2 separate regions of the Homo sapiens genome follow, and region 1 is linked to region 2. A link is a contact called in ENCODE Hi-C or POLR2A ChIA-PET data. All regions are on one chromosome and are shown on one strand. Each heading gives the region's core, a stretch centred on a gene start or an enhancer-like site at or near the end of the contact. The rest is flanking DNA. Distances are from core to core; before and after follow the strand shown.

The links. Hi-C counts contacts between places; a loop is a spot of excess contacts on that map. ChIA-PET counts read pairs that join two places held with the same protein, here RNA polymerase II (POLR2A). Pooled maps may share reads with other maps.
Region 1: a loop to region 2 is called in a pooled map, with 2.6 times the contacts of the local background. The contact joins two enhancer-like sites. A Hi-C loop is called at or near these places in 10 of 168 maps with a recorded cell type or tissue (A673, IMR-90, Jurkat and 7 more), 12 of 37 single-sample maps with no recorded cell type and 7 of 50 pooled maps. POLR2A ChIA-PET finds 5 or more read pairs at or near these places in 6 of 52 experiments (BJ, CD4-positive, alpha-beta T cell, IMR-90 and 2 more).

The regions. Positions count from the first base shown.
Region 1 is chr3:45,658,588-45,661,693 of GRCh38, reverse strand. All of the region lies in intron 2 of LIMD1 (LIM domain containing 1), which reads right to left. Among named protein-coding and RNA genes, the nearest start is that of LIMD1-AS1, 29 kb to the left of the region's middle. Within about 2 kb of position 1,598, at least 10 of the 41 ENCODE cell types and tissues checked have a DNase peak (open chromatin) inside an H3K27ac peak, as active enhancers do; they include IMR-90, where a contact is called at or near this core.
Region 2 is chr3:45,052,928-45,056,302 of GRCh38, reverse strand. No RefSeq gene overlaps it. Among named protein-coding and RNA genes, the nearest start is that of CLEC3B, 28 kb to the right of the region's middle. Within about 2 kb of position 1,567, at least 6 of the 41 ENCODE cell types and tissues checked have a DNase peak (open chromatin) inside an H3K27ac peak, as active enhancers do; they include IMR-90, where a contact is called at or near this core.

The DNA.
Region 1 (3,106 bases), core at 349-2,848, 610 kb before region 2:
GTAATGACACAGACAAACAGATACTTGTTCACACTCTGCAAGGGATAGCAGAAGCTAAAACAAGCTCTTAGGAGAGAAATTTGTATTAAATGTCAGTAGAATTTACAAAGTTCAGATATTTTCTCCCCAAAAATTCTATTTCAGGAATTTATCCTAGTTCCAGAAATCGTCATCTCAGATTTATAATAGCTTGCTAAAAATGAGCATCAAATGTCCAATTCCTATTAAATGATAACCCATATACATGTTGGAATATTATGCAGCCATAAAAAGATTGTGTTTTCAAAAAAATATTTATTGACAGGGAAAAATACTTAAAATATTTTAAAGGAAGTATATAAGTATGTGGGTTACAGTTATGAACACACTCACATATATGATGACAAAATTATGTGTACACTCATACACATAAGATGTACACCAAATTTTAAGTCATTATCTTTGAGTGTAAGAAATAGGTGATTTTCAATTACCATTTTTTCCTGCAATAATTATGCATTATTTTTATAACCTGAAACAAAGTTTAATGGAGTAGGGGAATGTGGGTGGGGGTGCATGGAAGGGATAATAGGACTTACATAGAAGGCCACAACTCTTTAGGTCTCCAAAGCTGCTCTCTTGTCCTCCCCTCAAAGTTACTGTTGCCCTCTCTTCTAGAAGGTCCCCATCCTTGAACGTTCGCAGTATTTTCTGACTCTGCTAAACTAAGGTACCAAGAATGTCTACCTACAGCTGGGTGATCTCAGGGATCATCATCAGAACCCCCTTGACAGCCATGGAAATTAATTTCAGTTACTTAAACTTTCTCTCTATAAAGGGACTCCAGAGAACTCGAAGTTTTAGAAAAGAAAATGAGAACTAACTAGAGTATCTTTCCCATACTTTTCCCACGTCGGACACCTACCTGGGTGACAGCTGATCTGCTGCCCTCTGTCCCTCCCCAGGAACAAGGTGACGAGGAACACAAACAGCCCACCTGGCCGGGCGCGGTGGCTCACGCCTGTGATCCCAGCACTCTGGGAGGCTGAGGCTGTTGGACCACTTGAGATCACGAGTTCGAGACCAGCCTGGCCAACATGGCGAAACCTCATCTCCACTAAAAATACAAAAATTAGCTTGGCATGGTGGCACGCGCCTATAATCCTAGCTACTTGGGAGGCCGCGGTAGGAGAATCGCTTGAACCTGGGAGGCGGAGGCTGCAGGAAGCTAAGATCGCGCCATTGCACTCTAGCCTTTATGACAGAGAGAGACTCCGTCTCGGGAAAAAAAAAAAAAAAAAAAAAAAAAGACAGCCCACCTAAGAGAAGCTTGCTCAACCAGTAAGCAAAACTATTCACACACTGTCTGATCACAAAGTCCAAATCTTTACTTGTGGAGCTCCCCACTTTCGCCTCTTCCTTCTCGGAATTCCCGCAGGGTAAACTCATTCCTCAAGAGAGGAAAGAAGGTGGGGCTGCAGTTGCGGATGGGGCCCCTAGAGGGAGCTAGGAGGCCACCAGGAAACGGCGCAGGACTTCCAGAGCTTAGGCTTCTGATCCAATGTATGGAGAACACAGCAAACAGCACTTTGGTTCCAGGAATGGGGTTAGCAAGTTCTAAGGAATCTGAGCTGGAAATCAACGTTTTGTGTAATAGGGCGAAGATCACCTCTATTCCAAAAATCACAGAGGAAGATCATTGAACATGCAGAAGCACTGAACCCTCTAGTGTTAAGAAACAAATTAAACGAAAGCTTTTTCATCCAGGAGATCAACAAAGATTTTTTAAGTGTTTGTGATTGTTGTCACTGTATATTTTCATAAGCTACTGCTGAGAGTGTAAGATGATAAACTCTCCCTGGAAGGGAAACTTTAAAATGTTTATCTCTGACTCAGTGAGGTTATCTGAGACTTAGCTTTGGGAAAGAATTTTAAAAAGTGAATAAATATTTACTTAGATCCAAACTGGCAGCCTTAGAGGAATGGTTATATAAACCAGAGTACATATAAATGATGAAATGTTACATAGCTATTTAAAATGTCATTTAAATAGTGTTTTAGTCATATTGGAAAATGCTTATATATAGCATATATATATGTTTGGGGATAGCATATATATATGTTTGGGGTTTTTTTGAGATGGAGCCTGACTCTGTCACCCAGGCTGGAGTGCAGTGGTGCAATCTGCAGCCTCAGCCTCCCAGGCTCAAGGAATCCTCCCACCTCGGCCTCCTGAGTAGATAGGGCTACAGGTGTGCACCACCACAACTGCCTAATTTTTGTATTTTTTTGTAGAGACAGTGTTTCGCCATGTTGTCTAAGGCTAGTCAACAACTCCTGGGCTCAAGTGATCAGCCCATCTCAGGATTACAGGTGTGAACTACTGCACCCAGACTGAAAATATATTAACAAGTGAAAAAAGCAAACTTGACAAGTGTATTTATAGTACAATTCCATTTCAGTAATTTGCAGATACCACTGATATGCAAAAGGGAAAAAAACAAACAGTGGGTAACACTGGTAGAAGTATAACAGTGAAACATCACTTTCTACTTTATATACTTTAATATTTTAAATTTTCTTTCTAGTATTAGGTACAGTGACAGATGGTATTAGAGAGAAATTTCACTTTACTTCACATATTTCTATATTAAATTTTTCTAGAAATATGTATAATATGAAAAAATACTTTTAATCTTAAAAGAAAACCCTTATGTTATAATGTGAAAAGTAAAAAGCAAGATTTAAAAATTGTGCATCTCAACTATATAAAGAAATTCAAAGAAAAAAAGACTGGAAAGGAAATCTGCCCATGAGTGGCAACGCCTCTGAGTGGACATATTTAGAATCTGCATGGTGAGGCCAGGCACGGTGGCTCATGCCTGTAATCCTAGCACTTTGAGAGGCCAAGGCGGGCAGATCGCCTGAAGTCGGGAGTTCAAGACCAGTCTGACCAACATGGAAAAGCCCCCTCTCTACTAAAAATACAAAATTAGCCAGGCATGGTGGTGCATGCCTGTAGTCCCAGCTACTCAGGAGGCTGAGGCAGGAGAATCACTTGAACCCAAGGAGTGGAGATTGTGGTGAGCTGAGATCACACCATTGCACTCCAGCCTGCAATGAGCAA
Region 2 (3,375 bases), core at 318-2,817:
ATGCCACTGCACTCCAGCCTGGGCAACAGAGTGAGACCCTGTCTCAAAACAACAACAACAAAAATCTATTCAGCTGTACACTTAAAATGGATACACTTTATTGTATGAAAATTATAATTCAATGAAACTGATTTAAGAAGAAAAAACTGTTTGATAAATTAATTCCTAATTTCCTACATTTTTAAGATGGTTTGTGACTCATTCTAAGCAATTCCTGGTGTACAGAGGCCTGACTTCACTCTCTTACCACATTCAGAGGTAACATTTCCATTTCGAAAGCAAAAACTGACATAAGTGCAAATACTTTGGGAGACCCAGTGGAGGCAGAGTCTTTCCTTATGTGGGAGACGAGAATTTGCCACCCCAAAATATGCCTCTTTGGCATGAGGATTGTTGAGCTGAAGATAAGACGAGGCAGATGCAAGAAAGCTCTTTGCCCTTCCTCTATTTGCCTAAAAGTAGACACAAATTTACAAAGACAAATGGGATCCCACCCCCACCCCCTTCTCCCAGGGAGCACAAAGGTCTCCCACTGATGACAACGTTAGACCCTCAGTGACCTGAAGATGGCACCAGAGGAATCTACATGAACAAGCTTTACAGACCAGCCTTCATCTCACTTGCCTTTCCTCAAGTTGCTGCCCCTGGAGATTCAAAATCCTCTTCATCTTGTCACATCTCTAAAAATCTACTGTTCTTTGTTGAAGATGCTATATAAGCTGGAATTCAAAGCCACCACTATGAGAATGACTCATTCCCTGGGTAGCTCCTGTGTATATATGAAAGGCACATGTTAATAAACTTTGGTTTTTCTCATTAATCTGACTTTTGTTACAAGGGTCCGTTCCAACTAAGAATTCGTGACGATTGAGGAAAAAGTTATGTTTCCTCTTCAACACTTATATAAAATCACCTTTAAAATTAGAAAAAAACTAAGATAAATGTACAATTTGACATTAGCTGACCAAGTGTCCTTCACTTCAGCTGGCGAAAAGCAAAGAACTGTGAAAAATTAGAATTAGAAGGAATGTTAAAGATCATCTAGTGGCCAACTCGTTCACTGATGACTCATACAGATGAGGTAACTGAGGCCCAGTTGAAGAAAGAATAATTGGGAAATTCCTTCCTTTTCCTTCCAGAATCACATCTCTCAGAAATCTTCCTCACTTCCTCTTAAAAAGCAACACAGTGACATTTCTGCAAATAAGAGTCTGAGAAACACCTGCAACACAGGTCCTTCTGATAATGAAGATAAAAATGCCTTACACTTAAAAAAAAAGTCTAGTGTCAAATCACTCCAATATATCCAGTGTGAAGTTGTATTTTTAACTTATGTTTTCCTCAAGTAACATGGATAATAAGTCCTTTTGAGATAATAAAGCCTTTGTCTTTGGTGTTAAAAAAAATCTAATTTATTTTCTCCAAGTCAGGGACATTGATGTTTAAGATTAAAATCTGCAGTTGCTACAGCTGCTGCTGGCATAGACTTCTTGCACAAATACATCAAGATGTTTCTATTTGTCTTCAGATCCTTGCCAAGAGTTGAGCAATGGCTGAACATGGCATCACATCTGCTTTGGCCTGCGTGAAGAATTTTAATGTTAGTAGCACTAACATGTGTGGTATTTACTTCACTGGACATCCAATTCAATTCAGTCATTTCAATTTACTCTGATTGAACACCTGCTATGTGCAAGACACTGTGCTATGTGCTGATGGAGAAGTTACCAGGTAAAGTGCTAGGAGGGAGAGTTAGACACATGGTGAGAGGAGATAGAAACTTCAGGTAGTAGCATTCACTCATTCATTCAATGAACATGGCACCAAGCCAGGGTCTGATGTCTCCATTCCAATAGCTGCTTTCTTGAGCTATTAAGACACCTCTAAACTGAAACCGCCTTTGCAAAATTATGACTGAGACAGTGAAAGAGATCTAACCTAACTGACTCCATCTTGCTTCTAACCTCCAAGCTGTCCTTGTTCATTCCTGGGCATAAGCTGAAGTAACATTGGGAGAAACTTAGTTTATAGTTTAAACAAAGACGGTAACAGCCCTTTCCCAAAGCAGACCTCCTTCTTGCCTGGGAACTAGATTGACTTTATAGAACTAACATTAGCCACAAGATTAGAAATTATGGTTTAGGAGTCATGCAGCTGGAGGCTACAAGATTCTGACCTGCCCTAAACTGCTCCTAAGATCAGTGCTTGAGATATTTTGCAGCCCCTGCACTTGATGGATTAGCTGGCACAACCCAGATCAATAAACTGGCTCATCTGATCTTGTGGCCCCCACCCAGGAACTGACTCAGCACAAGAAGACAGCTGCGACTCCCTATGATTTCATCTCTGACCAATCAGCACTCCTGGCTCACTGGCTTCCCCCAACCCACCAAGTTATCCTTAAAAACTCTGCTCCCCAAATGTTTGGGGAGACTGATTTGAGTAATAATAAAACTCCAGTCTCCTGCACAGCCTGCTCTGCATAAATTACTCTTTCTCTATTGCAATTCCCCTGTCTTGATGAATCAACTCTGTCTAGGCAACAGGCAAGGTGAACCCCTTGGGCGGTTACAAAACTAGAAGAGAAATGAATGAGGGGCTGTGGCTATCAGGGCAATAATAAAATGTGATGGGAGTCCTTTGCCAATCTTTATTCAGTTTACCTAACTGTGAGCTTTCGTTTCTAGCTCTGCTCCCAAGGCAACAGACCATATTACAAGTTACTTACGTTAGTAAACAAACTACATTAATCTATAAACTAATTAAAACATATTGTAATGATTTCCCAGTGATATTCTTTAATAATTTTCATTTGGATACTGAAAATGAAAATCATGCATCCCACCCTGCTCTTCAGGAATGCTGAAGGCCAGAGCAGCTCACAGGTTATAGATTTTGCATCTGTAAGAGACAAGCACACCTCAGCATTCACCTTCAGCCCAAACCTCTGCATAGAGAACTACCAGACCTTTAGCAACAGCAACGTAATATCTTCTCACCTGAAAAAGAGAGAAAACCCATATTCAGGGCATCGGGGAATAAAGAGAACCAAACAGGTTCCACTGGGGACGGTGGCATTTTGGGGATTTCTTGATCCATCTCATCATAGCCATGGTTTGGGGTGGAGAGAAACAGGCACCTTTGTGCTGTTTTAGTCCACCTTTAAGTATCCAAAGTGACATTTTCCAGGTCCTCCCTCCCAAGTTCTTTGAGGACCCCAAGAGTCAAGAAGAGGGTTTTGAAGGTAACGGCTGTGCTAGGGATGGGCTTCTGCAGAACAAACACGGGCCACTGTGCTTGACCCCCATCTGGACAGCCACCCTGAGTTGGTAAGGACGTGATGAGGTGAGGAAGGGGGAGAGGAAGCAATAAGCA